Linked DNA regions of Homo sapiens: all the other regions are linked to region 1. The links are chromatin loops, found by intact Hi-C in ENCODE. Cell type or tissue: endothelial cell of umbilical vein. All regions are shown on one strand. Links, peaks and the distances in the headings refer to the core of each region. The heading gives the core; the rest is flanking DNA. Region 1 has its middle 67 kb from the start of CTB-1I21.1. Region 2 overlaps SPOCK1 (SPARC (osteonectin), cwcv and kazal like domains proteoglycan 1). Region 3 overlaps SPOCK1 (SPARC (osteonectin), cwcv and kazal like domains proteoglycan 1).

Evidence for each region. A loop is a pair of places that touch in the nucleus more often than their neighbours do. Peaks named below come from ENCODE experiments on the same cell type or tissue, not always from the same donor. Only the 100,000 strongest peaks of a DNase experiment are listed, where the experiment ranks them.
Region 2: it touches region 1 in a loop (16-fold over the local background); 4 of 110 quality-filtered maps call a loop at or near these places.
Region 3: it touches region 1 in a loop (11-fold over the local background); 15 of 110 quality-filtered maps call a loop at or near these places.

Annotation. Positions count from the first base shown.
Region 1 is chr5:136,796,768-136,807,621 of GRCh38, forward strand. No RefSeq gene overlaps it. Among named protein-coding and RNA genes, the nearest start is that of CTB-1I21.1, 67 kb to the left of the region's middle. In endothelial cell of umbilical vein, for the core only: no CTCF peak of the experiment used is centred there; a DNase peak (open chromatin) is centred at 5,834; H3K27me3 peaks cover 328 bases.
Region 2 is chr5:137,340,006-137,350,859 of GRCh38, forward strand. The region is part of intron 2 of SPOCK1 (SPARC (osteonectin), cwcv and kazal like domains proteoglycan 1); the gene reads right to left. Among named protein-coding and RNA genes, the nearest start is that of SPOCK1, 150 kb to the right of the region's middle. In endothelial cell of umbilical vein, for the core only: a CTCF peak has its summit at 4,927; DNase peaks (open chromatin) are centred at 2,556, 2,936 and 4,946; H3K27ac peaks cover 3,239 bases.
Region 3 is chr5:137,315,054-137,325,907 of GRCh38, forward strand. All of the region lies in intron 2 of SPOCK1 (SPARC (osteonectin), cwcv and kazal like domains proteoglycan 1), which reads right to left. Among named protein-coding and RNA genes, the nearest start is that of SPOCK1, 180 kb to the right of the region's middle. RefSeq lists an enhancer at 4,701-5,200. In endothelial cell of umbilical vein, for the core only: a CTCF peak has its summit at 5,570 (motif pointing right); a DNase peak (open chromatin) is centred at 5,568.

The sequences.
Region 1 (10,854 bases), core at 1,623-9,622:
ACTAGATGCCAGCTGAAGCCCCTCCCCTAGTTGAGACAACAAATAATGTCTCCAGACATTGCCATATACCCTCTTGAGGGGAAAAATTGCCACTGGTAGAGAACCACTACGATAAGAGAACATTTATTTGGGGATGGATTAATTAATTCAGTCACTTTGCCCTCCTTGGTATGCTGGCTTTCTTCTCCTGGCCCCTGCCAGCCTTATGTACTACGGATGCTATAATTAAGGAATGGAACACACAGAATTAAAGAAAGGAGCAATGCCTATCCCTGGCTTGCCTTACTTCTTTGTCTTATTGCATGTGGAAATCACCATGTGCGCTCTGGCAGACATTTGCCGTGCATGACTCAGTAAGGTAAGTGAATGAAGAAATTAAACAAATGTTACTAGCGGGTGGGAAGAACCCTTGCCTCACATAGGCCAATAAAGGTAATTTTTGTGGTTCTAGTTCTTGAAAAATCTAATCTACCTGCAAACTATCTCAGCGGAGGGACTTGGCAGGTGTATTTTGGCTCAGTGTGCCTTGGGAAGTAGTCCCTGACATCTCTCATACTGGGACTCCTCAGCCTGTCCTTGTGGGATGGTGTATCAGAGTCCACTCACAAGTCAGGTAGCTGCCCTGCCACAATGAGAGCAAAGCAGTGGTGCTGTTAGCAGTGGGTTGTAAGGTCACAAGCAGAGGGTAGAGTCAGGCAGTACAGGTGCAGCTTTGTTACATGGATGCATTGTATGACACTGGAGTTTGGGCTTCTACTGAACCAGTCACCTAAATAGTGAACACAGTACCCAATAGGTAGCTTTTCTGCCCTTGCTCCTGTCCTCCCCTGTCTCTCCCCATAGTTCCCAGTGTCAATTATTTCCGTGTTTATGTCCATATGTGCCCATTTTTTAGCTCCCACTTATAAGTTAAAACATGCAGTATTTGATTTTCTGTTTCTGAGTTATTTCACTTAGGATAATGGCTTCTAGCTGCATCCATTGTTTATGCAAGGGACATGATTTCATTCTTTTTTATGGCTGCATAGTATTCCATGGTGTATATGTACCACATTTTCTTTATCCATTCCACCATTGATAGTCACCTATGTTGATTCTATGACTATGCTACTATGAATAGTGCTGTGATAAACATTTGAGTGCAGACGTCTTTTTTGGTAGAATGGTTTCTTTTCCTTTGGGCACATAACCAGTGGTGGGATTGCTGAGTTAAATGTCATTTTCAGTTATTTGATAAATCTCCATACTGCTTTCCACAGGGGCTAAACTACAAACAGTATATAAGCATTCCCTTTTCTCCACATACTTGCTAATGTCTGTTTTTGTTTTTTTACTTTTTAATAATATCCATTCTGGCTGGTGTAAGATGGTACCTCATCGTGTTTTAATTTGTATCTCTCTGATAATTTAGTGATGCTGAGCATTTTTTCATATTTTTTGGCCACATATATGTCTTCATGTGTCTGCTCATGTGTTTTGTCCACTTTTTAATGGGGTTATTTGTTTTTTTCTTGTTGATTTAAGTTTCTTATAGATTCTGTAAATTAGTCCTTTCTTGGATGCATAATTTCCAAATATTTTCTTCCATTCTGTAGACTGTCTGCTTACTCTGTTGATAGTTTCTTTTGCCGTGCAGAAGTCCTTTAGTTTAATTAGTCCCAATTGTCAATTTTTGTTTCTGTTGTGTTTGCTTTTGAGGCCTCAAAATAATGAGAGCCATCTATGACAAATACACAGCCAACGTCATACCAAATGGGCAAAAACTGGAAGCATTCTCCCAAAGAACGGGAACAAGACAAGGATGTCCACTCTCACCACTTCTATTCAACATAGCAGTGGAAGTCCTAACCAGGGCAATCAGGAAAAGGAAACAAATAGAAGACCTCCAAATAGGAAAAAAATGAAGTCAAATAATCTGTTTGCTGATGATATGATACTTTACCTAGAAAACCCTAAAGATTCCTCCAAAAGACTCCTAGACCAGATAAATGACTTGAATAAAGTTTCAGGATATAAAATCAATGTACAAAATTAGTAGCATTTCTATACACCAGTAATGTTCAAGCTGAGAACCAAATCAAGAACTCAATTCCATTTACAAAAGCCACAAAAAAAAACAACCTAGGAATACATCTACTAAGGAGGTGAAAGATCTTTACAAGGAGAACTACAAAACACTCCTTAAAGAAGTCGGAGATCAAACAAACAAATGGAAAAAATATTCCATGCTCATGGATTACAAGAATCAATATCATTAAGATGTCTATATTGCCCAAAACAATATACAGATTCAATGCAATTCCTATCAAATTACCAAGGTCAACCTTCACAGAATTATAAAAAATGAATTCTAAAATTCATATGGAACCATGAGTAGCCAAAGAAATCCTCAGCAAAAAGAAAAAAAGCCAGAGACATCACATTACCCAACTTCAAACTATACTACAAGGCCATAGTAACCCAAACTGCTGGTACAGAAATAGACACTGAGATTAATGGAACAGAATAGAGAACCATAAATAAAGCTACACACCTACAACTAACTGATCTTTGACAAAGTCGACCAAAATAAGCATTGAAAAGGACTCCCTATTCAATGAATGATGTTGAAAAAACCGGCTAGCCATATGCAGATGACTATTTAATCCATCTGCCATATGGATCTATAAGAAACTTAAATCAACAAGAAAAAAACAGATAACCCCATTAAACAGTGGACAAAACACATGAGCAGACACTTGAAGACATACATGTGGCCAAAACACATGAAAAAATGCTCAGCATCACTAAATTATCAGAGAAATACAAACTAAAACATGGTGAGGTACCATCTGCCATATGCAGATGGATTAAAGACTTAAACTTAAAACCTCAAACTATAAATTCCTAGAAGAAAACCCAGGAAAAACTATTCTGGACACTGGCTTAAGCAAATAATTTATTATTAGGACCTCAAATTCAATTTTAGGGTAACTTCATTTACTTGGTTTTTTTTCCTTTTAGACTTCCTTTTTAAATGAACTGTAAAGGTAATATTTATTATAGAGATAGTTAGTAATGACAAAGAAGTACAACAGCACAGAAAATACGGATAATCCTAATGCCAGAAATGGTGAGGCAAAGAATTTTGTCATTTTTGGTCATAATTTGGTCAAGGTTTTTTTTTCTTCTATGATTTTTTTCTTCATTTTGAAATGTATTACTCACAGTCCCAGCAAAAGTACAGGATATACTTAAGTTGAGTAACTTGAAGAGAATTTAGTAAACTTACTATTTATAAGAGAGTGGATGGAATATAAGGAAACCACAAGAGATAGTGCAGCACCTAGGGTTTGGTATTAGTGGGGATGACATTGCCACCTGGAGCTTGAGTGGGAGAAGACAATGGTCAGAACCCAAAACAGAGAGAACTGTGTAGGGACCACCTCCTGACAGCAAGAGGAGGTAGTGCAACATCACTGGGAGGAGAATACATGCCTCAGCCTCACTCTTCCCCTTCCCTACCAGTGGCTTCCTCTGGCCAAATACATCAGAAACCAGCAATCAAGGCTGCAGCCCATTTATGCAGCCTACACCCCTGGGCATAGGACAGGGTCAGGGAGTGTAAAGAGTCCAACTAGAGGGGCAAACAGAAGATATCCAGCCCAAACTGCCCAAACACACTTTGCTTTCATTGTATGATATTCGAACATTAAAGATAAAGCAACCTCTCCCCTACAAAGAGGTAAGCATTGTTTTACGTTTAGTGTATGTCTTCCAGACATTTTCCTAGTTTGTTACCTGTATAATATATGTCCTCATAATAGGTGCAATTTTGTTCTGCCTGTGTGGGCATGTGTTTTGTAAACAGTGTGATACAATACGTATTGTTAAAGAACTTGCTTTTTTACTCAACAATTTGTCTTGGACTCTTTTCACATCAGCATGTAGAGACCTGACATTATTTTAATCCCCTGTGTGGCATTCCACAGTGTGGTTGATAGGAGGGCTGTTCTCCAATGTCCTAGTTCTCTCTCTCTCTCTCTCTCTCTCTCTCTCTCTCTCTCTCTCTGGGCACATAGTAGGATGGGAGCATCCCACTCTACTAAACTCAGGTTGCCAGTATGATTGCCTTTGGTCAAGGAGATATAAACCCATGTCCCATATGTCACTCCCAGGCAAAAGCTTTAAGAGCTGACACATGCTTCATCTTTCTCTTTTCACTTGCTGTTGAGACTAGTGGTGTTCTCGACCAGCACTGCCTAGTAAAAAATATAATCTAAGCTGTTATCTAATTTTAAATATTCCGTAAGTCACATTTAAAAAAAGTTAAACACAGGCAAAATTAATTTTAATAATGTATTTCATTTACCCAGTATACCCAAACTATTATCATTTCAACATGCAATCAACACGAAAAACTATTAAATAAATATTTTACACTTTTATACTCAGCCTTTAAAATCCGGTATATAACTTACACTTACAGTGTTTATCAATTCAGACTAGACACATTTCAAGGGCTCAATAGCTCCATGTGGCTAGTAGCTACCATGTGGGACAGTGCAGTTCTGTCTGCATCTTAAGGATGATGGAGCTGAGCCCCAGCTGAAATGTGTTGAGTTACTTTTACTCACACTACAGTGTGAGAAATTTTTTATTGCTTTTTTTAAGGCATCGTGACTTGGATGTTGTTTGCTCCCACAGAATCACCTGATCTGTCCAAACACACATATCGTAATTCATTTAATCATTTCAATATGGGTGGACAAGCAAGTTGTTTCCAATTTTTCACTGTTATAACAAGATGTTGGTGAATATCTTTATGCACATTTTTGTGCTCAGATGGAACTTTTTATATCATAGGCATTTATATATTTTTTTACTTTAACAAATTTAAAAGGCTGTCCAACGTGTTTCAAATTTTCACTTCTATTAGAAATATGTGAAAGTACCCATTTTCCCCATATCCTTACCATTACCTGATATCATCTAATTTTTTATTTCAAATACTTTTTCTATTTGTTTTTATTTACATCTCTTATAGTTGATATAATATACAGCCCATTCTTCTAACATCGTATTTTTATATAATTAAAATTTTCTTGAAACTTTGTTTTTAAATGGCAGCATCAACATGTGGCATAGATATAGCAAGTCAATTTAACCATTTCCCTAGTTTCTTGGATATTCACATTGAGATTACTTCCAAACTTTATTATACATATCACCATAATGAACATCTTTTGTGCAAACAACATTTTATACATTTCACTTAATTTTCCTATGATAAGTTCTAAAAGTGTAGTTACTGGCTTGAAAGGCCCATACACATTTATAGTTCTTGGTATTTGCTAGCAGATTCTTTTTTCTTGCTAGAAAATTTGTATCGATTACAGTCCTTTAGGGAAATTTCAGGTTTTTATATGACATAAATTGAACATTTGCCATTTACAGATGCTTTTAGATACATTCTTGCATCTAATGCTTACAAGGGTTCCATAAGGTGAGCAAAAGGAAAATGACCTGCCAGGGTCACAGCGTAGGTGAGAAGCAATGCTGACATTTGAACTCAGCTTCAGACAACAAATTCAGGTTTGTTTGTTTGTTTTGCTGAATACTTCAATTGCTTCCTTAACATTGACCATGGAAAAATAGGCTTCTTCTTGATCCCCATTTCAGCCACAACTTGTGGCCCCAAGTAACTCATTAGTTTGGGTCTTCAAGGAGAGAGAACTAATATTACCAATGGCTTATTTCTGTAAAAATCCTCCTCCGTGCTTGAAAATAGGAATGTCACTCTATAATTTCAAGATGCCAGGTGAGGGCACTGCTGGCCCATAATTTGTTTCAGAAACAAAACAGAAATGGTCTCAAGAGGAGGCTAACAATTTTTTATATGGTTTCCCTCAGAGAGACACCTTCCACTGAAGGAATATTAAACTGGTGTCTGGCATAGAGAACTGTTTTCCAGTGGGACTCACTGGGGTTCTCTATTTGGCGGATTTATCCACACAGACCAACTTGTTTCAAAATGAAAAGGGAGCCATAATAAAGTAAGATGTTAAGCTGTTTTAGGTGGAAACCACTGCAGATATTTTCTAGTATAGTTCTCACTACTGCAGACAACAATAAAATGCAAATGGGGAAATAGAGCGAAATGCAAAATTTCCTTTTAGAGTTTAATAGAGTTGAGCCTATCAGAAAAGATTAGAAACAACTTCTCAACATTTTTACATTTTGTTCTTTGGATGATGTTGATATATTATAGTTTTAGCTGAAAGGAGAATGTTTGTGTTCTCTGAAGTCATCTATCCCTTGTTGTGATCTGAGCTTCTTTCTTGTCTGGACCATGGCCATAGTGTTCTGATCAGGGTTCCTTCCCCCATTGTCACATCTCCATACCCAACTCACCCTCACTCTGCATACTACATTCTGTATGAACTTTCTAAGGTAAAAGTTGGATCCTTTCACATCCCTTCTCAAAGCTCACCAGTGGTTCACCACCCTCTAGAAGATAAAAGCCTTCACATACCTTATACTACCTTCAAAATGAAGCTTCTACCCACTTTCCAGCTTCATATTATGCCATGCTTCCTGCATCCCCTCGTAATACTGTGCTCCAGTCACACTGAACTTCTTGCCTTCTGCTGTGGTCTGAATATGTCCCCACAAATTCACATGTAGGAAAATTAATCCCCAATGCAACAGTGTTGGGAGGTGGGACCTAATTGGTGGTGTTTAGATATGAGGGCAGAGCCCTCATGAATAATTAATGCCACCATAAGAAGCTCTTAAAGAAGTAAATTCACTCTCTTTTGATCTTCTGCTATGTGAGAACGCAATGTTCCTCCCCTTCAGCAGACACGGCAACAAGGTATGAGTTTGGTGCAAAAGTAATTGTGGTTTTTGTCCTTTCTTCCAATGGCAAAAACTGCAATCACTTTTGCAGCAACCTAATACCATCTTGGAACCAGAGACTGAACCTGCCAATGGCATGATCTTGGACTTCCTAGTCTCTAGAATTGTAAGAAATATACTTCTGTCATTTATAAAATATCCAGTCTCAAATATTCTGCTATAGCAGCACAAAATGAACTAAGATGCCTTCCCCCAAATGTGCTCTGCTCTTTAATATCACCAAAGTTTTATACCTACTCTTTTTTCTGCATAAGAGTTTATTCATTATTTTACTCAACCTACCAATCCCTCTCACTCTTTAAAACCCAGCTAGCAGGTCACCTTTCTAGGATATTTTTTCCCAAATCTCCAGATATAATCACTTGTATCAGTCAAGGTTCTCCAAAGAAACAGAACCAATAGGACACACACACACACACACACACGCACACACACATGCACACACACAGATACAGATAATAGATATCAATATGTGAGAGGGGGCCAGATGCCATGGCTCACTCTGTAATTCCAGCAGTTTAGGAGGCCGAGGTGGGTTGGATCACTTGAGCTCAGGAGTTTGAGACCAGCATGGGCAACATGGCAAAACCCCATATTTACAAAAACATGCAAAAATTAGGCAGGCATGGTGGCATGTGCCCATAGTCCCAGCTACTTGGGAGGCTGAGGTGGGAGGATCACTTGAACCTGATCCTGTGGAGGTTACAGTAAGCCAAGATGGCACCACTGCACTCCAGCCTAGGCAACAGAGCCAGACCATGTCTCAAAAATTTATATCTATCTATCTATCTATCTATCTATCTATCTATCTATCTATCTATGGGTATTTATTATGGGAATTGGCTTACATAATTTTGGAGGCTAAGCAGTCCCACAGTTTTTGATCTGCAAGCTGGAAAATCAGGGAAGCCAGCAGCCTGGCTCAGTCCAAGTCTGAAGGCCGAAGAACTGGGAGAGCTGAATGTGTAACTCTCAGTTCAAGGCCAAAGGCCTTGGTTGGGGGAGGGATTTGTGCAAGTTGCAGAGTTCAAAGGTGAGATAATCTTGAGTTCTGATATCCAAGGGCAGAAGATGAGTGTCCCAGCTCAAGAAGAGAGAACAAATTCAGTTTTCCTCTGCCTTTTTGTTCTATCTGGTCCCTTAATGGATTGGATGGTGCCTGCTCACACTTGGTGAGGGCAGATCTTTCTTACTCAGTCTACTGATTCAAATGTCAACCTCTCTCAGAAACACCCTCACAGACATACACAGAAATAATGCTTTACCAGCTATCTGAGTATCCCTTAATTCAGTCAAGTTGACACCTAAAATTAACCATCACATGACTCCTCTATTGGTACTCCCATGAGTGATCTTAGGACTACATTATGTTGCTATTTCTTATTTTGAGTGCCTATCAGTACCTCTGTACAGAGAGCTCCTACACGAAAGAGATCATATCTAATTCATCATCGAATTCCAAACCTAAGCTTACACTTGGCACATAATAGACCCTCAATAAACTATTATTATTTACATTTTGGTAGATAAAGAGGTTTTTCATGTCAGTAATCTGGCAGCATGCCATATACACCATTCTAAAATTTTATGGAGGTTCTGAGATATCATTATTCATAACTTTACAATTCATACTTACAAAGATGTTTGTGCTTACTTTTACTTCTATCTTCTTCTGGATTATTTGGTTTGGGCAGAAGGGGAGAGGATATCTGAGGTTAGAATTTGGTCCAATGCCAGCACAGGTTTTTTTTTAAAAAGAGATGGAATTTAAGTAAAGGGAGGAAGATTTCCCAAAGGGTAAGAAGGGAAACCTGCTCTGAGTATTTAACAGAAGAAAGCAGAAAGATTAAAGTGGAGAAGGAAGCAAGAATCCTTGAGAACAGTTTTGCCACATTGTAGGGAAGAGAGATGGGAGAGAACAGGAGTGAATTAGGGAGGAGAGAGAGAAGTGAGTTTAGGCATTTATTCCTCTTCCTACAACTTCTATTTCTGCCCCCAGTGGCAGATATTAGCAGTGGTGAAAGACAATTGCAAAGTTCTACCAACTCGCCATATTCGTTTAGATGGTAATAAACTCTGCATGATCATTACATCTCAAAATGTAGAAAGTCACTAAAGGGAACATTATACATTCAGAGATCTATAAAGCTTGTCACTACAGAGTGTATACTATTTTAATGAGTCTTAAACTCTTTACACAGGCCCTATATCCACACAGAGTCATAACCAATAGCCTATAAAAACACATGCCTGCACGTGTGTGCACACACACAAATATGGCATCTCACACATCTATTATCCCACCTGGGGCATGACTGTATTTTCCTACTGATGGATTGAGCTCTTGGGTTGAGATGAACCATCTGTCTCCCAAATGGATTTCTAGTACTTCAATCACATCTCCAGTAATCACTTTCCCTAAACACATTAGTGGGAAATGATGTAAAAAATAATTAAGCATAACTATCCAGTGCATTAGAAATTGATGGTATCTATGTTGTGTAAATTAGAGACATGTATCTGGTTGATACATGTCTATCTATCTGGTTGAGAAACATATCCAAGAAAATGGAGCAATGGCTCTCAACTACATGGATGTCACTCTTTTTGGCAGAAAAAATATTGCTTCTTACTCCTTTAGTGCACTCTCAATACACACTTTTTTTCAGTAAATTTTACCTTACCCATAGACATAACCCCTGAGAAAACAACTAAACAAGACATATAGGGGAGGGGGGGAGGGGGGCATGTTCTATGAGTATGTCTGTGGGGATGAGGTGGGGGTGGGGGCTACATGCACATAGCACTCAGCATTTTTTTCCACACAGGTTGAGTCCCCAGTGGAAACAAGAAATTGGGCTAGGAACTGTGTGTACCATTTTGCTCTTTGGCTATAAAATACGAGAAAAGTGTTTACCAGAATTCAAAGGCCTCAGTGATTAATAACACATAGCAAACTTTGACTCTGCATAAAGCACATTTATTCAAGCACATGAGAGAAAAAACATTATGGGATCCATTAGAATATTCTACAGGATTGGTGAAAGGCTATTTTATTGCGAAGATGCAGAGGAATAGCAAATCTTTGAAGACAATTTACTACAGAGATCAGAAAAAGAGTTTAGAAAATTGTTTTTATATTTAAGAAGATGCTATGAGGTGTGACCTCTCTGGAACAGAAAGAGAACTCCACAAGGTTAAAATGCAGTTAAAATACTTTAATGCGGTTTCAAAAGTTTCTAGGAAAACCTAAACTGAACAGATAACATAATAAGATGGAAGAAAAAATAAAATGTAGATTTTCTGTAAACCAAAAGTACAGAATTAAATCTATATTGGAGGCATTAAAGATCAGAAGTGGCAGAAAAATTCAATTTAGTGATAGAAACAGCAAACTTTAAAGTATGTTTAATAATTAGAGGAATGGGATAAATATTAAGATGGGAGTGATTATATATAGAGAGAAAACAGAGGCTAAACATTCCACCTAATAATTATATGAATTTCTAAGGAAAAATCCGGAATCATTAATATTGAATCAATACTGGAGAACATAGTTGAAGAACGTTCTGCATAGTTTTTTAAGGAGAATTTTAATAGGAAGATATTAGGGTGAGAAATCTTACTACATTCTCAGATAGAATCAAAGAAAATGACCCAAATTCAGATGTAAGTCTAAAATGGAATATTTTAATTATAAGTAAAAATAAAATTCTATAAGCATCCTTTCAGATGATCCACAAATGACCTGCAAAGAAATATATATCTGTATGATGATACACTTTTCCTCTGTGATACTAAGTTATAGAGAAAAAGAGAGAAATGGTTTTGAGGGGATAACAATAGAATACAATAATTCATATGTGAAAGCAACAGGAAAATACTCTCAGGTACACATGTTAAATAAATGTACCATCCACACGTCTATCTTTAAAATAATACTTGAAGAAATAG
Region 2 (10,854 bases), core at 1,288-9,287, 540 kb after region 1:
GGTGGGAATGTGATATTTACAAGGGCCATGTTCTCTAGAGCACGCTGTGGAAGTGCCTCATAAATTCTACTTTACTATTTCAAAGAAAAAAAAAACACTTGATTAAAACACACACCAGAAAAGGTAGACAGTTAGGGGCCTTTCAGTCTCCAGCTGTCATCACTGAAGGAGATCTTGATCCCGGTTTGTTTCAAGAAAGGGGAACTGGAACAGTTGGATGACACGCCCTCTTCCACTGCACAGGTGCAATGCATCATTACCTGACACTGGCCGCCTGAACTTTTCTACTGAGCCCTTCCTTCTGACCCCTTCCTGGAACTCCCCAATAAACAGGTCTTCACTGAGAGAGAATGCTGGATAATAATTAGTGCCACACTCTGAGGCTTCAGAACATCCAGGGCTGGCTGGATTCCTGACCCACCCTGCCACTTCCTAACTATGACCTAAAACAAGACATTTTACCTATCTGAGCCTTCAGTTCTGCACCTGTGAAATAAGAATAACTGTAGTACCCCTCACCAGGTTGTAAGAATTAAGTGAGGAAGTCAGGGATGCAGTAGATCTTACTTCAGTTTTACTTGTAAGAAGGCTAAAGCTAGGCACGGTGGCTCACGCCTGTAATCCCAGCACTTTGGGAGGCCGAGGTGGGTGGATCACTTGAGGTCAGGAGTTCAAGACCAGCCTGGCCAACATGGCAAAAACTCGTCTCTACTAAAAATACAAAAATTAGCTGGGCGTGGTGGTGTATGTCTGTAATCCCTGTTACTCAGGGGGCTGAGCCAGGAAAATCACTTGAACTTGGGAGGCAGAGGTTGCAGTGAGCTGAGATCACACTAATGCACTCCAGCCTGGGTGACACAGTGAGATTCCATCTCAAAAAAAAAAAAAAAAGGAAGAAGATTGAGGCCCACAGTGGCTGTCTGACTTGCCCAAAATCCTAGAGCTAATAACTGCAGCATCTGGGACTCACATCCTGGCCTGACATCAGAGCCCTCATACTCTGCCCACCCCTCCACGGGACCATAGGCCTGATCCCTCTGGCACTCCACAACTCTGAAGTCAACATGCACATCTGTGATGCTGTCTTCACTGTCTCTATTCATGTACTCGCTGCACCATCCAGGCCACAGTCTCCCCAAGGGGGAACAACTTCAAGCATTATGTTCTGCACGCGCTTGGCAGACACTTTATGCTCTGCAAGGCAAGGTCTCAGAGACAAAAGACAAGTTCTATCCTCTCCTAATGTGCATGTTTGCTCAGAGTGCCTTGCAGGCACAGTATAAATGTAGTTATATTTTAAGATCTGCTCAGAATAAACAAAACCTATTCCCAGAGACTTTACTCTTCATAAGTGTCAAGAAAATCCAGCAAATCGAACAGGTGTCTCACTGTACAAAGAGAATCAGGACGCTGCCAAGGAAGATGGCTTAGGCCTCACGGATGCAGTCATGTCTCAGGTTTGAAAAAATGATAGCAAAAAATAAAAGCAAAATGAAATATGTCACTTGGCTTTTGAGATTGTGCCTACTAGCACAGAAGGACGTGTGTGAACTAAGAGTTTTACAGGCTGATTACATATTTTAAACAAAAATTATCTTACTCACTCATTTGTTCCATGAGTTTTTACTGAGCTTCTGTGTGTCAGGCACTGTGGTAGACCCTCAGGCTATACCCCTGAATAGGACAGATACAGCCCTGGCCCTCTTGCTGAGAGTAGAGACGACACTTCCCAGCATCCCCTGCCAGTCACTCAAATAGGTTTGCAAAAACTCCATGTTTACAACGATGTGGGTAACAGCTAATCCCAGGAGAAAATCATTTCATACAGCAACATCTCTAAAAACTTGTTCCTTCTAATAATGTGTCACGGGAAGAAAACAAAAAGCTTTTGTAGCCAAATTACCTGAGAATGAGTGGTTTTAAAGCTGGCAAACTGTTTTCTCTACTGCAGGACTTCTCTGATCCTTTACCATGTGACTGTGCTCGGTGACTTGCCAGAGAGCGCCAGGGCTGCGGTGTGTGGGTACACAGGCCTGCCCAACTCCAGGAAATGAGCAAAGCCTTGCAAACATGTATGTGATCAGACATACTCTCAGCAAAGAGCGTTTTGATGGACGGTGTTCCACAGAAAGCACTTCAGAAAGACACCTCCGCGGAGGATAGTGTCTGAGTTAGACCTACTGTGGAGATGAAATCCCAGCCTCACCTTGGCCCTCCTTGCTAGGTATGCCATTGCCCTGATGCACCAATACAGAACTGCCAGGTTTCCTTCAGAACAAGAATCTCTTTCAATGGAAGAAAATAAAATTAAAAATCTGAAAGGTATTTTATTCTTTATGTCACTAAAAAAAAAATCTTGTCTTGGGCATTTCTTTCAGCTCACCCCATGGAATCGGTCACTATGAATAATTGAAAATATAAATAAAAAATTCATTTGGTAGCCCAGCCAATCTCTGCTGTGTCCGTGGAGGGTGGTAAGACTTGTTGTCTCAAGAGGAATTTCCATGACCTCTTTCCTACCCATTCAGGAGCAAATAAAGTCGATTTCCACTAGAAGAATGTCAGGCAGAAGTGTGAACAATAGTGGTGTTGAATGACAGAGACAGTAGGTTCCTGGAAGAAAATGAGGGTCTTCACAGGTTATTTAAAATAAAGAAATCTGGCTAGAGTTTCAGACTAGAAGAGAAGAGCAGGCTGAAATGGAAGATGCTCAGTTATTCACAGAAAATTACCTGTGGTTGAGGAAGGAGTCAGAGAACCTTGCCCTTTGGCAACACCGGAGAGTAGAAACTTATTTTGTCTGTTCTGGTCTCCAAGTTCGGTGCCCTTTTTGTTCCTCCTGGCTCTTTGTTCCACTCTTTGTTCTTACCTGACCCTTTCAGAAGTACAATATCTATATTCTCCTTTCCCAGTGAAATCTGATCTCAGGAAATGAGCTGAACCTCATTCACACCAAAATGTAATGACTAATGCTAGATAAATGATCTGATGCCAGATCAAGTGTTAAACCAAAAGAACTGTATTCCCAAAGCAGGCTTTCAGGCATCAGAAGGCTGCTGGGTGACTGTCTTTGAGCAGAAGGCCTTCAATCAAGTGCAAGTACATCCCGACACTTATCCACTCCCACAGGTGTCAGAGTAAGCCACAGGGGCCTCAGTCACAAAGGGGAGGTCTGGGAGGGTTTGGCTGTCCCCTCTCCAGTGTTCATGCTGATGCAGAGACTAGCTAGACCTGCAGACCTTCAGGAGGGGACAATGAGTTAGACTGAGGTCAAAAACCATATATCATTTCCTTTCCTTCCCTACTGAGGACCCTCTTGTCTAGGCTCACCCAGAGCAGAAGAGGTGCATAGGCCAGCTCTTCTCCCCACAAGGTCCATCCACACAGTGATGCCACTTTCAGTGCCCTGGAGATGTCCAAGCTCAACACTCCCATTCAACAGTGGAAGAAGGGCCCCAAGAAGGGCAGACGCTTCCCCAGGGCTGTACAGAGGACCTGTGGAAGAGCCTTGCAGAAATCAAGCACCTCACTGCTTCCAACCCACTCAGCTGCCTCAACTCTAGCAACCATCACAGCCACCTGTGAAGCTCAGCCTCTCAGCCCCGTTGTATGAAATCCCAGATCCAACAGGAAGCATATTCACACAGTTCCTCCTTAGGGTCAATCCCAACCCTCTACTTTTAGGGAACAAGAAGTCAATCCCTTCTACAATACCCAAGGATTCATCCTGCAACATGTTCCCTGGTGTTTGGCTATTCCTGTGTGGGGCACTCTGTTTCAGCATGAGAATATCAGAAAGCCTGTAAGGTGCTGGGGGCTACTGACATTCCCCCAGTTAACTGACTTCCAGTGGAAGTGTTAAGTCCAAGAGGTCACCTCTGGGAAACCCATACCAGGTGCCATACAGGAGACTTCAGCTCCCCATCATAGAACAGGATCAGCAAGTTTCATTTAACCAGGCTAGGGTCCACAGGAATGCCCAGTGAACTCTTTTCCCCACAGTGAGTATTGTCTATAACCTTTTGGGAATAAGTTTTCTGTACAAAAATATAATTGACACAATAAACAGCCCCTTCCCACAATGGAAAAACCTAATAGAATTTAATTATCGCAAAGAGATTCTGGGAGAAAAGAAGTTACACTTCTCTCTCTTGATCCCTCCCAAGAGGCTCCCATGCACCAGGAGTCTGAGCCAAAATAGCTGCCTGAGAAAGGCACAGCATGGCCCATGCTCAAGTGTGGGGAGTCCTTAATTAAAGTCCATCCTGTATGACTTTCCCTGATGACTATTTAAAAATCAAAACAAAGGTCATAAAGCCAGAACGTTTTATTCTACTTACAAGTCCGAAGTCATTTCACATTTGCGTGAATAACCTTCTGTGAAGACAGGTGTCACATCTTAACTTTTAGTGACCCTGTGGCACTTGCTGTCATTGAAGTGGGCTAGATGTTCACAGCACACCTCAGGGCAGCAGTTCTTAAGCAAAAGTGATTTTGCCCCCTAGGGGACATTTGCCAATGTCTGGAGATAATTCTGATGTTCACAAATGGGGAGGGGGCGGTGCCACTGACATTTAGTGGGTAGAGGTCAGGGATGCTGTTAACCAACCTATACTGTGCAGGACAACTGCCTGCAACAGGGAATTTTCCAGTCCAAAAGCCAATACTACCAAGGTTGAGAAACCCTGCTGTCAAGCAATGGTTTTAAACAACATTGGGCATAAGGTTTCACATAAAGTATTTAGTATAAACGCAGGTTTCTGGATTCTACCGACAGAGATTGTTTCAGTTGGTCTGAAATGGGAATTTGCCATTTTTTAAAAAAACAAAGACTGTTCCCCATTCCCCAAGGGATTTTGATGCAAGTGTTTCCTGTATTTCCAAAATGATGGGCTTGCAATTCCAAAAGCTACCACCAGGCAGCAGTGCTGTTAGCTTGGGTAACAAAAGCTTTATAGAAGGTTCTTAGGCAGAGTCTCAAAGAACCACACACGCTCTACTTCTCCACGAAAATACAATCACAGGTAAGTAGAAACATGGACTAAATATAGAAAGTGAATAAACTCACACAATATAGATCAATATTTAAAAAGAATGCAAACACCAGACGTTAGGGGCACCCTTCTAACAAATATTCATCTCTGCCTAATGTAACTTGTATGGAATTGTTTGGAGCCAAGTGATTTCAGAGCTGGAAGGACTAAAGTCATCCAGTCCCATAGCCTCATTTTAGCAAAGAATATGACTGCCTTTAAACGACCAGTTTCTAGAATTTGAGACCTTGCAATGCTGTGCCCACTCAGTCCCAATAGTGAGCACTTCAGAATCCCTTCCCTGATGAGCTCTTCCTGTTTATGGGGTGAGCCTGTGTCTGCCTCTGAAACATATCCCCAGCTGCTTGCACCTCTTGCAGTAAATACTCCTCCTGCAGAGATGGGCATTACCTGGATTCCATACTTCAGTGTTAACCAAATTTGCTCTATCCAAGAATCACCTAGGGCTTGGTCAAAATACAGGCTTTCCCTCTGAAGAGTCCCACACAGTTGTTCTGGAGCAGGGCTGACCATCTGTATTTTTAGCAAACACCCTGGTCTAAGTGGCTCTTTAGCTCTGGCTCTATTCCAAAACTTTCCCAAAATGTGGTCCCTATAAAAAATCAACTGGGAGCCATTCCAGACCAATCACTCTCTCTAGGGGCTGAGCCCAGGAATGTGTAACAAACTGCAGGTTGAGTATTTTACACATTAAGGTTGAGGCCCCTAACACTCTATATAGAAATTACTTACAGCATGATGCCCTCCCAGATCTTAAGGAAGCCTCATCTCTAAAAAGGCAGGGAAGAGAAGGCTACCAGATAGACACACATGTCTCAGCATTACTGCAGGCACTCCAGCAGACACTGCAGGCACCAAAGAGCACTGATCTCTGCCTCATCTGGGCCTCAGACACCTGTGTGACAGGGCTCATCACTGCCATCTTATCAGACAAAATAGATTCGGAAAAGCGAAGCAGCTGCCCAAGGCCATGGGGCTGAGTAGCTGAGTCAGGGTTCAAACTCAGGTCTGTCCCACCCAAAGCCCCTGTCTTCCTTTGCACAGGCTCCCTCTCAAGAGGCAATTCTGTTAAGGCCTCAACTCTCCTTTCTCCTGCATCAGATGCCCTTTGGCTTCCTCTCCCAGCACACAACAGAATAGACCCCAAAGAATGAGAAGCCCAGGAAGACCGGGAAGTTGCATTTCCTTGTGGGCCCCTCCTGCCCTCATGAGCTGGGCACCTGGAAGCTGGGGTCACAGAACAGGAGTTTGCTCCCCCTCCTTCCCTGCACCCCTCCTCCACCCATCCTTTATCCTGAATGGCTAATTTAAATGGATAGGATTTATTTGACTCAACTCTGCATTGTCTGACCCCAACCTGCTTCCAGCTATAACTCCCAAGTCAAAAGGCAGGAAGTCAGAACAGGGAGGAGAAAAAGACCGAGATAATCAGCCCTTGATTAACATTGAGCTGTGAATGCACAGCCTTTTCTAAAGCTGCACAGAGGGTGAACAGGAGGAATGCAAATGAGGTGGCAGTTACGAAAATGATGCCTGAACTGTAAAGCGCCATATAAACAGGAGGTACATTCAAATTTAAAAGAAACAAACAGGGAAACATGGTTTTCCAGACAATTCTCCTCCGAGGCTTGCCTCCTTCTACCAACGTTCTCCCAAAAAGGAGTTTGCAGCTCAGAAAGACAACTCCTGATAGCACTGTGTGCCAGGCCCAGTGTTAGACACTTTAAGTCAAACAAAAACGTGCAATACGTGAGCCCTGTCTTCAAAAAACTGATGATCTGATAAAGAAGGGAACTGAGAAATACCCCAAATCTACATGGTGTATGCCTAGTGGGGCAGACTCCAGAATGTGAGAGTCAGAAAAAGTTACTCAGACCTCCTGCAGGATACCAGCCAACGGCACCTCCTAATGGGCCTCTCCCTTCTCTGTTACCTCCAGGGTCCTTCCAGTTCTGCCTCCTAAACATGTCTCAAAGGCACCACTTACCTCCCCTGCAGCGTCATTACCTTGGTCCAGGCCTGTCCTCTGTATCCTGGGTAGCCCTCCACCCTCCCTTGCACCAAGCCATCACCCACATCGTAGCTGAAGTGATTTTTCTTCAATCCAATCATGTTTTCAAATCAAATAATGTTTAAATGCCTCAGTGGCTCCTTGTGACCACCTGGGGAAAGTTCAAACTTCTTGTTTTGGGACCTGAAGCCCCTCTCTGCCGCCCATGTTGCCCCCAGTGCTCTGAGCTCAAAGATTGTAATTCCTCTAACAGGGTGTAATTTCTCACGCGTCAGAGTTTAAGCACACTGCCTGGAATGTGAGATCTCACACAACCACCAGTCTCCACCTGGTTCATGCTTCTTTGTCCTTCCAGTATCAACTAAAACAGCCTCTTAGGCCGGACATGGTGGCTCATGCCTGTAATCCCAGCACTTTGGGAGGCAGATCACCTGAGGTCAGGAGTTCAAGACCAGCCTGGCCAACATGGTGAAACCCCATCTCCACTAAAAATACAAAAAATTAGCCGGGTGTGGTGGCACGGGCCTGTTAGCTACTTGGGAGGCTGAGGCAAGAGGATCACTTAGAACCTAGGAGGTGAAGGTTGCAGTGAGCCAAGATGGCACTGCTGCACTCCAGTCTGGGCAACAGGGCAAGACTCCATCTCAAAACAAAAAACAAAAAACAAATCAAACAAACAAACAAAAAAAAACCAGTCTCTTGCTTCGAAGCCTCCCCAGAGCACCCAGAGCCACGCCTCCTCTGGCACAGGCGTAACGTGATGGCTCCTCTTAGAATGCCCTACACGTGCCCTTCCTGAGCATTTTCACACTATATTTGAATAACCTGTTGAATATGTATGTCCTCTTGTATAGGAATAGGAATCACCTGGCCATCTTGTTAAAATGCACATTCTGATTCAGTAGGTCAGCAGCAGGGCCTGGCTTGCTGCGTTTCTATCCAGCTCTCAGGTGATGCTGCTGCTGCTGGGCTGTGGGCCACACCTGGTGTACACAGACTGGACTTTGCTGCCCAGAGACAGCAGGGCCAAGTTTGTCTTGTTCACCGAGTATCCCTAGCACCAAGCCCAAGCCTGGTACATGTTGGCACTAAGTAAGTTCGTATAGAATGAACAAATGAAGAAGGTAAACAGGTTAGAGGTGGACATTCAGTAATATGGGGTTCAAGTAATAGTTTCATCAGGGCCACAGGGGATAATAACAATGACAATGTCTGCAAAATCAGCACCATCCCTTACAAATCAGACCTGACTGACAAATATTTATCCATTTATAAAGTTGATTATTGGCCTAAATCAAATCCATACAGCAAGTGCATGACCAAAATGGAACATCTGAACTTGGTGATTTTGTACCCTTTACCAAAGCTAAACAAATTGCTACTTGCTGCAATCCCAGAGGGGTGGGGGTGGGGGTGCGGCAGGGGCATAGCGCCTGTGCTTAACTGTGAGTTATTAATGTGAAAGATTTGCATGTGCTTTTTATGATTATAGCTGACTTTGATGTCTTTGTGCCCTGCTCAGGGCTTCAACATACAACTATAATTTATTTGCAAAAAAAAAACAATGTGCATAGACCAAGTATCAGAAATATGTTGAAGTAGTTATAATATAAAATAAAACTGCAACAATTACATTGCTCCTGTGTTGCCAAGGGTAGTCCAGAGGCTCTGAAAGGATGGAGCACACGGACTTGTTCAAATCACTGTCTAGAGAAAAATAGCACAACATCTCTTTGGAAACCTGACTCTTAATTCTGCAAACTGGTGATTTCAATATCACTGAATGGGAAAAATAGAGGTAAGCATTTGCAACAACTTCAATAACCCACTGCAGATCAATACAGCTCTAACACTGCCCTCCTTGCCCTAAGCCGTCCAACAAGCTCAGCCAAACCTCCGAGATTGGTTACAAAGATCACATTGTTTGACTCAACACACTGGTGCTGCTCTTACACAATGTTGGAGAAACTGGTCAAAAGAGAACTTTTAGGTAACTCTCCCAACTCAAGATCGATAGTTCTCTGAAGAATTGAAAGGCAGGCAAGCTGCTGAGTCCTTATTTACATACATGTGGCTCTCAATAGATGCCTTCCCCATGGCTGCAAGAACAAATCAATAGTTTCTCTCAGGAAACCTCAAGTACAGAGGGATGGGATGGATATAAAAGATGTTTGGGGTTTGCATCTCTCTTTAATTCCAATTCTGCATATCCTCAGGGTAGTAACTATAATTGCCAAAAGACCTGCAATATTTGAAAGCATCTATTTAAATAGTCAATATTATTGAGTTCCTAACTTCAAGCCAGCCCAATTCTTGGGACTGAAGATTCAGGTTTCCAGCTTGATCAAGTGGAGAAATTGGGGAATGACTTGCTGAGACCAGGACTAGAGGCGGAAGATCAAGCTTACAGCATAGATGGTATAGGGGAATATCTTTGTTTCCTAGAGTAGTCACACAAATGACCAAAAACTGAGTGGCTTAGCACAGAAATTATTGTCTCACAGATTTGAAAGCTAGAAGCCCAAGATGGAGGTTGGCAGGGCTGGTTCGTTCTGAGGCCAGGAGGGAGAATCTGTTCCATGCCACTCTCCTGGCTTCTAGTGGTTTGCTCATCTTTGGCATTCCTTGACTTGTAGATGCATCACCTTGATCTCTGCCTTCATCTTCACATGGTGTTCTCTCTGTGTCTTCACACTCTTCTCTCTCTGCATGTCTGTCTCTGTGTCCAAATTTCCCCTTTTCATAAGGACACCAGTCGTACTGGATTAAGGGCCCACCCTAATGACCTCAGAGTAACCTGATTACCTCTCTAAAGACTCTATTTCCAAATTCTGAGGTACTGGGGATGAGGACTTCAACATCTCTTTTTGGGAGGATACAATTCAAGCCATAGCGTGGAGGGAAGGGGGATGTTAAGCCCCATTCTCAGCATGTTGAGAGTGAGCTATCTATGAATGCCTGGGTGCTAAGATCAGAAGAAAAATTTGCCCAAGAGATATAGAGCTAAGAGACATGTTCCTCTAGCAGTTCAAACAGAAACAGATGCTTGAGAGTCAGGTGCTGGTGTGGATGGCATTGCTGAAGCCACAGACAGGAATGAGACTGCCCCCCAGAGAAGTTACAGTGCTATGGACAGAAGGAGAGCTGAGAAGAGGAGCTGCCAATGAGGTGGAGAAAACCCAGGAGGGCAATCTCAGTGAAGCCAAGGGAAAAGAAGGTCTGAAGGGAAACATCACTGGTCTAATTACACTGTCCCAGTTATCTATTACTGTGTAACTAACTACCCCAAAATTTAGTGACTTACAACAACTGCCACTTATTATCTCTCACAATTCTGTGGCAAGGCTTGGCTGAGCAAGGCTTCTGCACCACGTGGCGTCAACTGAGGTAGCTTGGAGGAGGTTCATCTGGGAGAGGGATGAACTCATCTGGAGGGTACAACACTGCTTCACTCCCATGTCTGGCACCTGTAGGAGTGAGTGCAGGGGAAATGTCTAGAAGGCTGGACTCAGCTGCAATCATCCAAAAGAGTGCACACACATGGCTTCTCCTGCTTGTTGGTCTCAAGGGCAGGGCTGAGGGCAGGACTCTTTCTAGTTCATGATTCCTCATCCTCTTGTTTTCAGTGGAAGCAATCCTCAGCTGCAAGATGAATTTGTGGGGCCTAACACAAAATGAAAGTGTGGGAGCCCTTCTTCAAAAAGCAGGAAGGAATCATATAGGGTTGTGTGTGTGTGTGTGTGTGTGTCCACGCACGTGTGCGTGTGTGTGTAATGTAGCATCAAAGTG
Region 3 (10,854 bases), core at 973-8,972, 520 kb after region 1:
TCACCTGTCTGCTTACCCCTGCCAATCCCGACAGGTCCCTACTCTTCTCTGATAGGGAAAAAAAATGGCAAAAGCTAGAACTAGAACTATGTCAAGGAATAGTTTCACTGTCTTAGCTAAAAATCCATCTCCTTCCACTAGGAAGCCTTCCAAGGTTCACCATGGACAGAATTCAACACTAATCCTCAGTGACTCTCTGTATTTCATATTCCATGGGGCTGTACTCCATGGAACTGTAATTCTCTCTCCATCTCATCTGTCATTCTCATGAGGCTATGAGTTCCAAGGATCTGTCTTCAACTCTGAACCACGTATGGCGATGGATAGAGAATACAGGTTCAGCAAACTTTTGATGAATAACTTAGCAGCCTTGTGAAGCAGATATGGCATCCCACAACCCCCCCACCATCTCCACTTTGATACATGAGAAGCAGTAGCTAGGAGCAACTGAGCACTTTACCTTCAATGCCTCTGTTTTACACAGGAGAGAAAGGAGACCTCCATGCCAGGACATGCCACCAGAGCACATCGAGTGGCCTCCTGCTGCACTGATGGCTCAAGGCTCTCACAAACACCCCTTTGAGGTCATTTCATGATCATTATTTGCCATCTTCTCCTCTGGACAGTTAGCTTCCTGAGACTAGGCACAGTGTCTGTCTCCTCCCACTGTGTCCAGCACTAGCAAGGCAGGCAGGCTGTAGGTTCCCATGAAGATCTGCTGAAATGATACAGACAACTTATCCGTCCCTCTCTGCTTCTCAGACTTCATGGTGCCTATGAATCCCCAGGAGATCTTATTAAAATGCAGATTTTGACTCAGTAGGTCCTAGGGGAGTTGGGGGCAGGGTGCTGGAGAGTCAGCCTTTCTGATAGCTCCCAGGTTATGCCAAGGCCACTGGAAAGCAGACTGCCTTCTGAGAGGTGAGCCGCTAGTTGTTGAAGGCTTGGCTGGTCGTTCACTTGTGCTATGACAAAATACCTGAGACTTGGGTCATTTATAAAGGACAGAAACTCATTTCTCACAGTTCTGGAAGCCGGGAAATCCAAGATTGAAGTGATAGCATCTGGCATCCAAGGAGGGATGTACCGTCCAAAGGGGAGGAACACTGTGTGCTCACATGGTGGAAGGACGAGAGCCAAATGCTACTGTGTGAAGCCTCTTTTATAAGAGTCATAATCCCACTCATGAAGGACATGCCCTCAAATCATCTCTCAAAGGACCCACCTCTGAATGCTATCAAATGAGCAACACCTGAATTTGGGAAGTGATGCATTCAAATCACAGCGGCTAGCTAGAAAAAATCCTTTTATGTTCTAAAAAGAAGTTTGTCTTTCCTGAGCACTTGGGGTTGTCCTTTCTTTCAGCTATGATGTGAGCCCTCCCTCCTGGTCCTTGATATCATGTGATTCAAGGAATTCGAGCAAAGTTTCAGCCCTGAAGAGCTAAAGGCTGAGAGCTGGAGAACCTGCCAGTTGAATCCCCTCTCTGCTAGCTTCCAGGCCCACAACCAGGACTTGTGACTCACAGTTTATTATTGACAACCTGGCCTTGGCAGCAGGAGTATTTTTGGATGCCTTTACTCTTAAATCCCTGGAATTCAGAACTGTACAAGTTAAACCTTATTCTAACTACTTTTTTCCTTGCAGTTTTCATCTCTAGCTCCTCTGCCCTCTGAATATTTCATTCATGCCCAAGACAGAGTCTTAAATTGCAGGAAACCAGAATTCTGCAGATCAATTAGCCTAACTCACAACATGTAATTTTTCTTATTTAACAGTTAGAATAACACCATTTCTGTGTTCAGCGTGGGCCCGCTCTGTGCCCACTGGAAAACAAATCTACCTGCCTTTGGAGGAGATCCATTTAAGAACCAAAGCCCCCATGGTGCCTCATCATCTAAGAAGGGTGACACTGTGAATCCTTCTGAGGATTACTCTTTTTTCCAAGCTGATAAGAGCTCTGAATGGCCACTCAGCTAGGAAGATCAAGCAGCCCACCTTCTTCCAAGGGCCTCTGGGCACAACATGGATGGTCCTTGATTTTACTGCTTGGCTGAGGCAGAGGGGCATGTCTTTTGGCAGAGGTGAGTGCGGGTATCCTGGGGGAGAGTCTCTGGTCACCAACTACAGCCCTTGTCTCCCTCCCAGTTTTCACTACAGCTAGATAAGCACAGAGGGCTTTGTAAGAAATGTTCAGTCAAGAAGCAGAAAGAGCCTCTGCTTTTAGGTCCTACAGTGAAATTGCTGGAAGCCTTTTCTTCCTTGTTCCTTCCATCTCCTGGCCATGGAGTAAGGGTAGTGAGATCTGGTGGTCTCCAACCTTCAGGGACTTCAGGGGATTCGTCCCTGACCTATATTACTGCCGTTTTGGTGCAATGCAGGACACTGGAGAGGACATGGGCTTCAGCAGATCAGGAATAGGTGAGTTTCAGGAATGGATGGAGGGAAGCTCCAGTCAGATGGGAATGTTTAAAAACAAAACTGAAATTCTAACGGTGTACACAGCATAGTTAAAACATCCTTGTCAAAAAAGCCTCTTGGACACACGTTTCAGGAAATGAAGGCTCAGCTCCACAGGTATTGTTCTTCACCATGTCTGACACGTCAACCCTACAAGTCAACAGGTTGAAGAAAAGTCTGGCATTCACAGAAATAAAACATTACTGCAAGGCCACCTCCTTCCTCCAGAATGTGAAGCATTCATGACAAAAGAGAGAATTCACTAACCATAATCTACAAATAAAACTAGTCACGATGGGCATATTTTCTCTTATTTTACTCCATCAGATGAAACTAGTTTCCAAGATCCGCATAGCTATCAATTTCCCCCCTCAATTCATATTTTTATTCTTCTCAGTAGACACTTTATTTTTGTAAGCTGTACCCAGTTTTGTTTTGATAGCTCACCAGAACCTGGAGTAACAAATACTTTTAATTTGATTATTTAAAAAGTCTCATTAATTTTTCAAGCCACACAACATACACAAGCACAAATGAATTCACCAGACACCTGCAACCAGTGAAGGTTAATAGTCATTTAATGTAACTGCATACGTTACAAGCAATCTTCCTGTCCCACTGCATTTTCAAAGACCACATAAATATGTAATCCATTCCTCTTTTTTCCTATCGTAACATTCCACTGGGGCGATTCTGATGAGCTGTCCCCCCGCTGCCTCCACAGTAAAGTGCTGCGCAGTGGCTGATGGATAGATACTGGGTTTGAGTAAAGAGGATTTCTGCAGCCATCCATAAACCCAGCTCATTTAAATTGGTAGCTGTCGACTACCTGAGAAGAAAGAAAAGGCTGTCCTTAAATAATAAAAAAAGCATGGCTCTATTGTCTAGAATGTCAAGCAGAATTCCTATTTCCAGGTAGCAGCACTGAGGGACCACCTGATTATAATGAGGGGTTTGTCTGTCTTCTCAGCCCAGTCTCCTGGGAATCCCTCTCAGTACCTTGAGAAGAGGTAAGAGTGCTCGAGATTCCTCTCCCTGTAACTAGGGTTCTGGTGGATGGTGAGCCAGATAATTGTTTAGATGGCCAAGTGGGTTTGAAGTGGAAATAGAAACAAATCCAGGATGTTACTAGGAGACTACCCTTTGATTAATGGGAATTCAAAGATGAAACAAGTATTGCCTATTGTTTAATTTTCCCTTCTTTGAAAGTAAAGTGTTTGGGGAGAAAGCTAAGACTCTAAAAACCAGAGCATATATGAGACAGCACAGAGCAGGCCCTCCTTAAACTTTTCTCTTGGTCAAGATAAAATTTTTCCTAATCCCAAGACATGCTGCTGAGGGCAGAGACACTCAATAATGTGGATTTACTGACCGATTCACCTGCTTCTCTGTAGGAAATCAAAGTTCATTCATTCACAGACTTGCTCAGTGACAGAAGACGTTTAATAGATGTCATTCTATCCAGGGCATACAATTCATGCTTTAGCCCCTAAAATTTGCCAAGCAGTGCAGTTGAAAGCTAAAAAACATAAGTCACTTTCTCTATATCAGCAGTTCAAGTTTGTCCAATCTCTGCCCTCAGAGAAAAGAGGAGGCACACACAAATTCCAAGACTATATATCATGAAGGTTATGGAGCCTGTTTGAGACATCACAGAAACTACCCAGCTGAATTTTAAGCTGCCTCTCATCAGAGAACTGAGGATTCACAGATTTCCAGGGAAATTGCATTTTGAGGGAAATTCTTCTAGGTAAAAACCCATATAATTCAATGATGAATATTTCCTTTGGCCTTTAATTGATTTACAAGCAATGCTCCATGGCTAGCTTTAGGTGAAAGATCTATTAATTTAAAACCATTCATTACCCCTTTCTTTCATCTAACACATTTTTCCAATATGCTTATTGTTCACTATAAGTAACAGATTGACATCTCTCCAAGAGCAAGTCCTTTTAATACTTGTAAATGGTTTCTTGGAAGGCATCAATGATAAAACTAGTTATGTTTTCAGTAGAGTGATGCTAGGATACACTTTTATGCAATGCCATAAAACTATCCTTCTTATTTAAGTAGCATCAGCAAGACAGTAGAATAGGAAACCCGAGAGCTCACTTCACAACAGAAACACCAGCTTTAACAACAACACATGAGGCCGGGCGCGGTGGCTCACGCCTGTAATCCCAGCACTTTGGGAGGCCGAGGCGGGTGGATCATGAGGTCAGGAGATCGAGACCATCCTGGCTAACAAGGTGAAACCCCGTCTCTACTAAAAATACAAAAAATTAGCCAGGCGCGGTGGCGGGCGCCTGTAGTCCCAGCTACTCGGGAGGCTGAGGCAGGAGAATGGCGTGAACCCGGGAAGCGGAGCTTGCAGTGAGCCGAGATTGCGCCACTGCAGTCCGCAGTCCGGCCTGGGCGACAGAGCGAGACTCCGTCTCAAAAAAAAAAAAAAAAAAAAAACAACACATGATCCAAAAAGCCTTTATGAGAACTCCAGAATTCAGTTAGGAAGTCACAGTACCCCAGGCAACTCAAAATCAAGAACAGCTACATTGAAATGGGTAACAAAAAGCTATTTTATTCCAACTGCATCAATCCTTCTCCCAAGCCAGCACAGCTCATGATCAAAAAGAAGAGTCCAACTTGTGGATTCTCCCTTGGGAGGGAAATTGAAGAAATTGAAACACTTCCAATGTTCCAGCTTTTCAGGAAACTGCCCAAGGGACTGGTTTCTGTCCTGCCTGATTCAGAGTGCTGATGGGAAACTGACATACCTTGGATGCCTGGTATCCACAGAGAACAAAAGAGAGCTCAGAAGCTTGTGGCAGCACCAGAGAACTTGTAGTATCACACAGAGACACCAGCACAGCTTGCCACAATTTTCAGAAAGCACCCAACTCATGGCTTCTCCACTGGGAGGGAAAGGAAGGGTGGAATGTATATATTGTGTTCTGGCTTTTCAAGGGCTGCTAGAAGGAGTGGTTTCTGTTTTGCCTGACTTAGAGTGCTGACAGACTTAGAAAACTTTGGATACCTGGGAGCCAGAGAACAGAAAAGAGCTCAATGCCAGAAAAAGCGCCAGAAAACCTGAAATACCTCATACAGACACCAGAGGGAGCAAGAGGCTACAAGCGCCTGAAAAAGAGACCAGCAAATCTCTCTAAATGGGAAATTACACACACAAGCCTAGAAAAGATTTCTCTCCCCAAAAGGTTAAGAGACGCTTGGAATCTCTAGCTGGGCTGATTGCTGAAGGTCTTTCCCTATAAGAAAAACCATAAGGACTGGGGAAAGTGGTTGTGTTTTCAAATGTGCAAATCCCAACACAAAATTATAAGGCTCACAAAGTAATGGGGAAACACAGCCCAGTCAAAGTTACAAAATAAATATCCAGAAATTGGTCCTAAAGAAAAAGAGTTATATGAATTATCTCATAAACAATTCAAAATAGCCACCATAAAGATGCTTAACAAGCTCAGGAAAATTGTGTATAAACAAATGAGAGTGTCTGTAAAATGAAAAAGAGTATTTTTTAACCAAAGAAATTTGTGACCTGAAGAACACAAAAACTGAGTTGGAAATTTCACTAGAATAATTCAAGAGCAGAACTGTTTAAGCAACACAGAATCAGCACACTCAGAGACAGGTCATTGGAAATTATTCAGTCATAGAAACACCAACCAGAAAAAAAAAAAAAAAGTGAAGAAAGCCTAAAGGACCTACTATGGGACACCACAGAGACCAATAGGTATATTATAGGTATTCCAGAAGAAGGAAAGACAGACAAAGGGGCAGAAAGCTTGTATGAAATAATAATGGCTCTGGTAAAGGAAATGAACATCCAAATCCAAGAAGCCAAATAGATCTCAATCAGAACATACCCAAAAAAGTCCACACTGAGATACATTATAATCAAGCTGTCAAAGGTTAGACAAAGAGAGAATTTTGAAAGCAAGAAAAAAGTAACTCATCACATACAAAGGAGTCTCCATGAGACTATCAGTGTATATATCAGCAGAAACTTTGCAGGCCAAAACAGAGTAGGATGATATATTCAAAGTGATTAAAAAAGAAAAAAAAGGGCCAGGGCGGTGGTTCACGCCTGTAATCCCAGCACTTTGGGAGGCCGAGGCAGGTGGATCACGAGGTCAGGAGTTCAAGACGAGCTTATCCAAGATGGTGAAATCCTATCTCTACTAAAAAAATACAACAAAATTAGCCAGGCATGGTAGCAGGTGACTGTAATCCCAGCTACTCAGGAGGGTCAGGCAGGAGAATTGCTTGAACCCCAGTGGCAGAGGTTGCAGTGAGCCAACATCATGCCCTAGCCTGGGCAACAAAGTGAGACTCTGTCAAAAAGAAAAAAAAAAGAAAAAGAAAACTGTCAATCCAGATTTGTGTGTCTGTGTTTTTCAAAAATTAAGAAAAATTAAAGGCTTTCCTAGATAAACAAAAGCTGATAAAATTTATCACCACTAGACCCGCCTTATAAGAAAAGCTAAATGGAGTCCTTCAAGTTGAAAAGAAAGAATGCTAAAAAACACTGGTCAGCAACATAAAAGCATATATAAGTATTAAGCTCATTGGCTGAGGCAGGCAGTGAACCCAGGAGTTCGAGACCAGCCTGGGCAACATAGCAAAACCCCATTCTTACTAAAAAATACAAAAATTAGCCAGGCATGTTGGCACAAAACCTGTAGTCCCAGCTACTCAGGAGACTGAGGTAAGAGAATAACCTGAGCCCAAGAAGTCGAGGCTGCAGTCAGCCATGATTGTGCCACTGCACTCCAGCCTGGGCATCAGAGTGAGATGCTGTCTCAAGGAAAAAAAAAAAAACACACACACACACAAAACTCACTGGTAAAGGTAAATATATAAATATTACAAATACAGAATATTGTAATACTCTAACAATGGTAGGTAAATCACTTAATTCTGGCATAGAAGTTAAAAGACAAAAATACAAAAATAACTATAAAGGTATGTTAATGGATACACAATACAAAAGATGTAATTTGTGACAATAACAAAACAGAGGGGAGAAGTCAAAGAGTAGAATTTTTGTATGTGACTGAAGCTAAGCTGATATCAGCTTAAAATAGATATTACAACTGTAAAATAAGCCCCATGTAACCACAAAAAACCTACATAAGATACATAAATGAAAATGAGAAAGGAATCAAAGCATATCCTTACCAAAAAAAAAATCAAAAGAGGAAAAAAGGAACAAAAACACTAAGAGACAGGCAGAAAACAAAGTGCATTTTAGTCCATTTTAGTATCACAGGAAACCTGAGACTGGACAATTTATAATAAACAGGAATTTATTTTCTCACAGTTCTGGAGGCTGGCAAGTCCAACACTGAGGGGCCAGCATCTAGTAAGGACCTTCTTGCTATGTCATAACGTGGTAAAAGGAATCATGGTGAAAGGAATCACATGGTAGAAGAGCAAGAGAGAGAGAGTAAAAGGAAGATGAACTCTCCCTTTTATAACAAACCCACTCGTGCAATAACTGTTATTTCATTCACTCCATTCTCATGGCCTAATCACCTCTCATTAGGCCCCACCTCCAAACACTGCTGCACTGGGGATTAAGTTTTTAACATGTGCATTTTGGGGAACATATTCAAGCCATAGCAAAAAGTCAATAGTAAGTCCTTCCCTATTGGTAATTATTTTCAATGAAATTGAATTACATTCCCCAATCAAAAGACATAGGGTAGTTTAATGGATTTTTTTTAAAAGAAAATGAGACTATTTGCTTATTTTAGATTTTAGGACACACACAGGATGGAAGTGAAAGGGTGGAAAAAGATATTCCATGCAAAAAGTAACCAAAGGAGAACAGGGTGGTCATATGTATTCATACAAAATAGACTTTAAGTCAAAAACTGTCATAAGAGACAAATAAGAACATCACATATTGATAAAAGGGCCAATTCACCAGGAAGACATACCAATTATAATTATATTTGCACCTAACATTAGAGGAGCCAAATATATGAAACAAACATTGACATGACATGGGCTCAACAGAAGGGGAAAAAAAAAATAACAAGCCATACTTTAGAAGGGATTAATATCCAAAATATATCAAGAACTCAAATAACAGCAAGAAAACAACCCAATTTTTAAAATGGGTATTTTAAAAAACTGAAATAGACCTTTCTCAAAGAAGACATACAAATGGCCAACATGTATGGGAAAAAAAATACTCAACATCACTAATAAGCAGGGAAATGCAAGTTAAAACCACAATACGATATTACCTCAACCTGCTGGAATGACTATCACCAAAAACACAAAAGATAAGTGTCGGCAAGGGTGTGGGGCAAAGGAATCTCTCACATATTATCAGATAGTGTAAATTAGTACAGCCATTACGGAAAACAGCATAGAGGGTCCTCAAAAAATTAAAAAGAGAACTACCACATGATGCAGCCATCCCACTTCCAAGTATCTACCCAAAATAATTAAAATCAAGATCTCAAAGAGATATTTGCATTCCCATGTCCAATGCAGCATGATCTATAAAAGCCAAGAGGTGGAAACCACACAAGTGTTCATCTATGGATGAATGGATAAGTAAGATGTGGTGTACAAATACACAAGAATATTAGCCAACCTTAAAAAAAGAGAAAATTTTGGCCAGGCACAGTGGCTCACACCTGTAATTCCAGCAATTTGGGAGGCAGAGGTGGGTGGATCACTTGAGATCAGGAGTTCAAGAACAGCCTGGCCAACATAGTGAAACCCCATCTCTACTAAAAATACAAAAATTAGCCAGGTGTGGGGATGAGTGCCAATAATCCTGTCTACTTAGGAGGCTGAGGCAGGAGAGTCGCTTGAACCCGGGAGGCAGAGTTTGCAGTGAGCCAAGATCACACCACTGCACTCCAGCCTGAGTGACAGAAGGAGACTCCATCTCAAAAATAAGAGAGAGAGAAAATCTTACAAATGGATGAACCTGGAAGACGTTGTGTTAAATAATACAAGCCAGTCACAAAAGAGGAGATACTGCATCATTCTACTTACATGGGATATCTAAAGTAGTTAAACTTTAAAAACAAAAAGTAGAATGGTGGTTTCCAGGGGCTGCAGAATGAAGCAGAAGAAAAATGGAGCTGCTATTCAATGAGTACAAAGTTTCAGTCATGCAAGATGAAAAAGTTCTTCAGCCATACAACAATATGCATATAATAACACTGAATGGTACAATTAAAATTTCATTAAGGAGGTAGCTTTCATGTTATTTGTTTTTTTAACCACAATTAGGAAAAAAAAAAAGCTATACTTCCTGTACAAGCTGGAAATCTCCAAAGAATCTGAACACAACCCATTTTGCAAGCAGGTTTCCCCACCCCAAAATTTCGTTTCCAAAGGGACAGAGAGAGCAGACCATCACCAACACTAAGCTGTGCAGACAAGCTTGACGGCTCAATCCTGAAAAAAAAAAAAATGAGGGGTTTGCACTTACCAAGGAAGCTAAATTGTCAATACACCTGCAGATCTTGAGTTTGATATATGTGTGTATAAACAAACAAAAATATGTCTGGAAATAGATATGGCAAACTAACAGCTCTGTCTTTCCGAGAGGAAAGGTTTTTGGGATGGGGGACAACTGGGCTAAGAGTTTGTCAAAATAATGGCTTAATTATGTAATTCAAAATAGTGAAAATAAAAGTTTTTGATTGAAAAAACTATTTACCAATCAGCTATGGTATTATCTCTCAATATATGTCCTTGATATTTAAAAACATACCAGCCCTCCCTTGCATGACACCCCTTCTCAAATCGGGAAAATTTCATCTTTCTCTCATCAGGAAGCCACATGGTTTCTGGCCACTGAGTTCATTGCCCTTTGTGCTTTGGGGCCAGAACAAAGTACCCCAACACCCTCCTCATCAAGAGAGCCAGATCTTGTATACAAACACTTCTCTTAAGTCACTGATGCCTTTGCTAAGAAGAATTCTGCGTACATGCTTCCTAAAAACTAACAGCCCAGCTCTCTGAAGTTGTCTGCCAAAACAGAACTTCAAGGCAGTAACTTTTAATTATATCACTCAATGATTTATGAATCACCCACTCTGTGCTGGACATAGCACTGCTCTCAGTGCTGGGTACACAGAAAGGAGCAAATCAAAGGCCCCTGCCCTCTCAGACCTCTCATTTGTGGGGGAGATGGACAGACAAACTCACACATGCATATGTTAATACCAGGAAATATTAAGAGCTACGGAGAAAACAGTGGCATAAGCAATCCACAGAGTGATGGGCAGTGGTAGTTTACACGGGGCAACCAGCTATGACTTCTCTAAGTCATATTTGGGCCAAGGGCTAAAATAAAGAGAAAGCCACACAGACATGTGGGAGTAACACATTCCAGGCAAA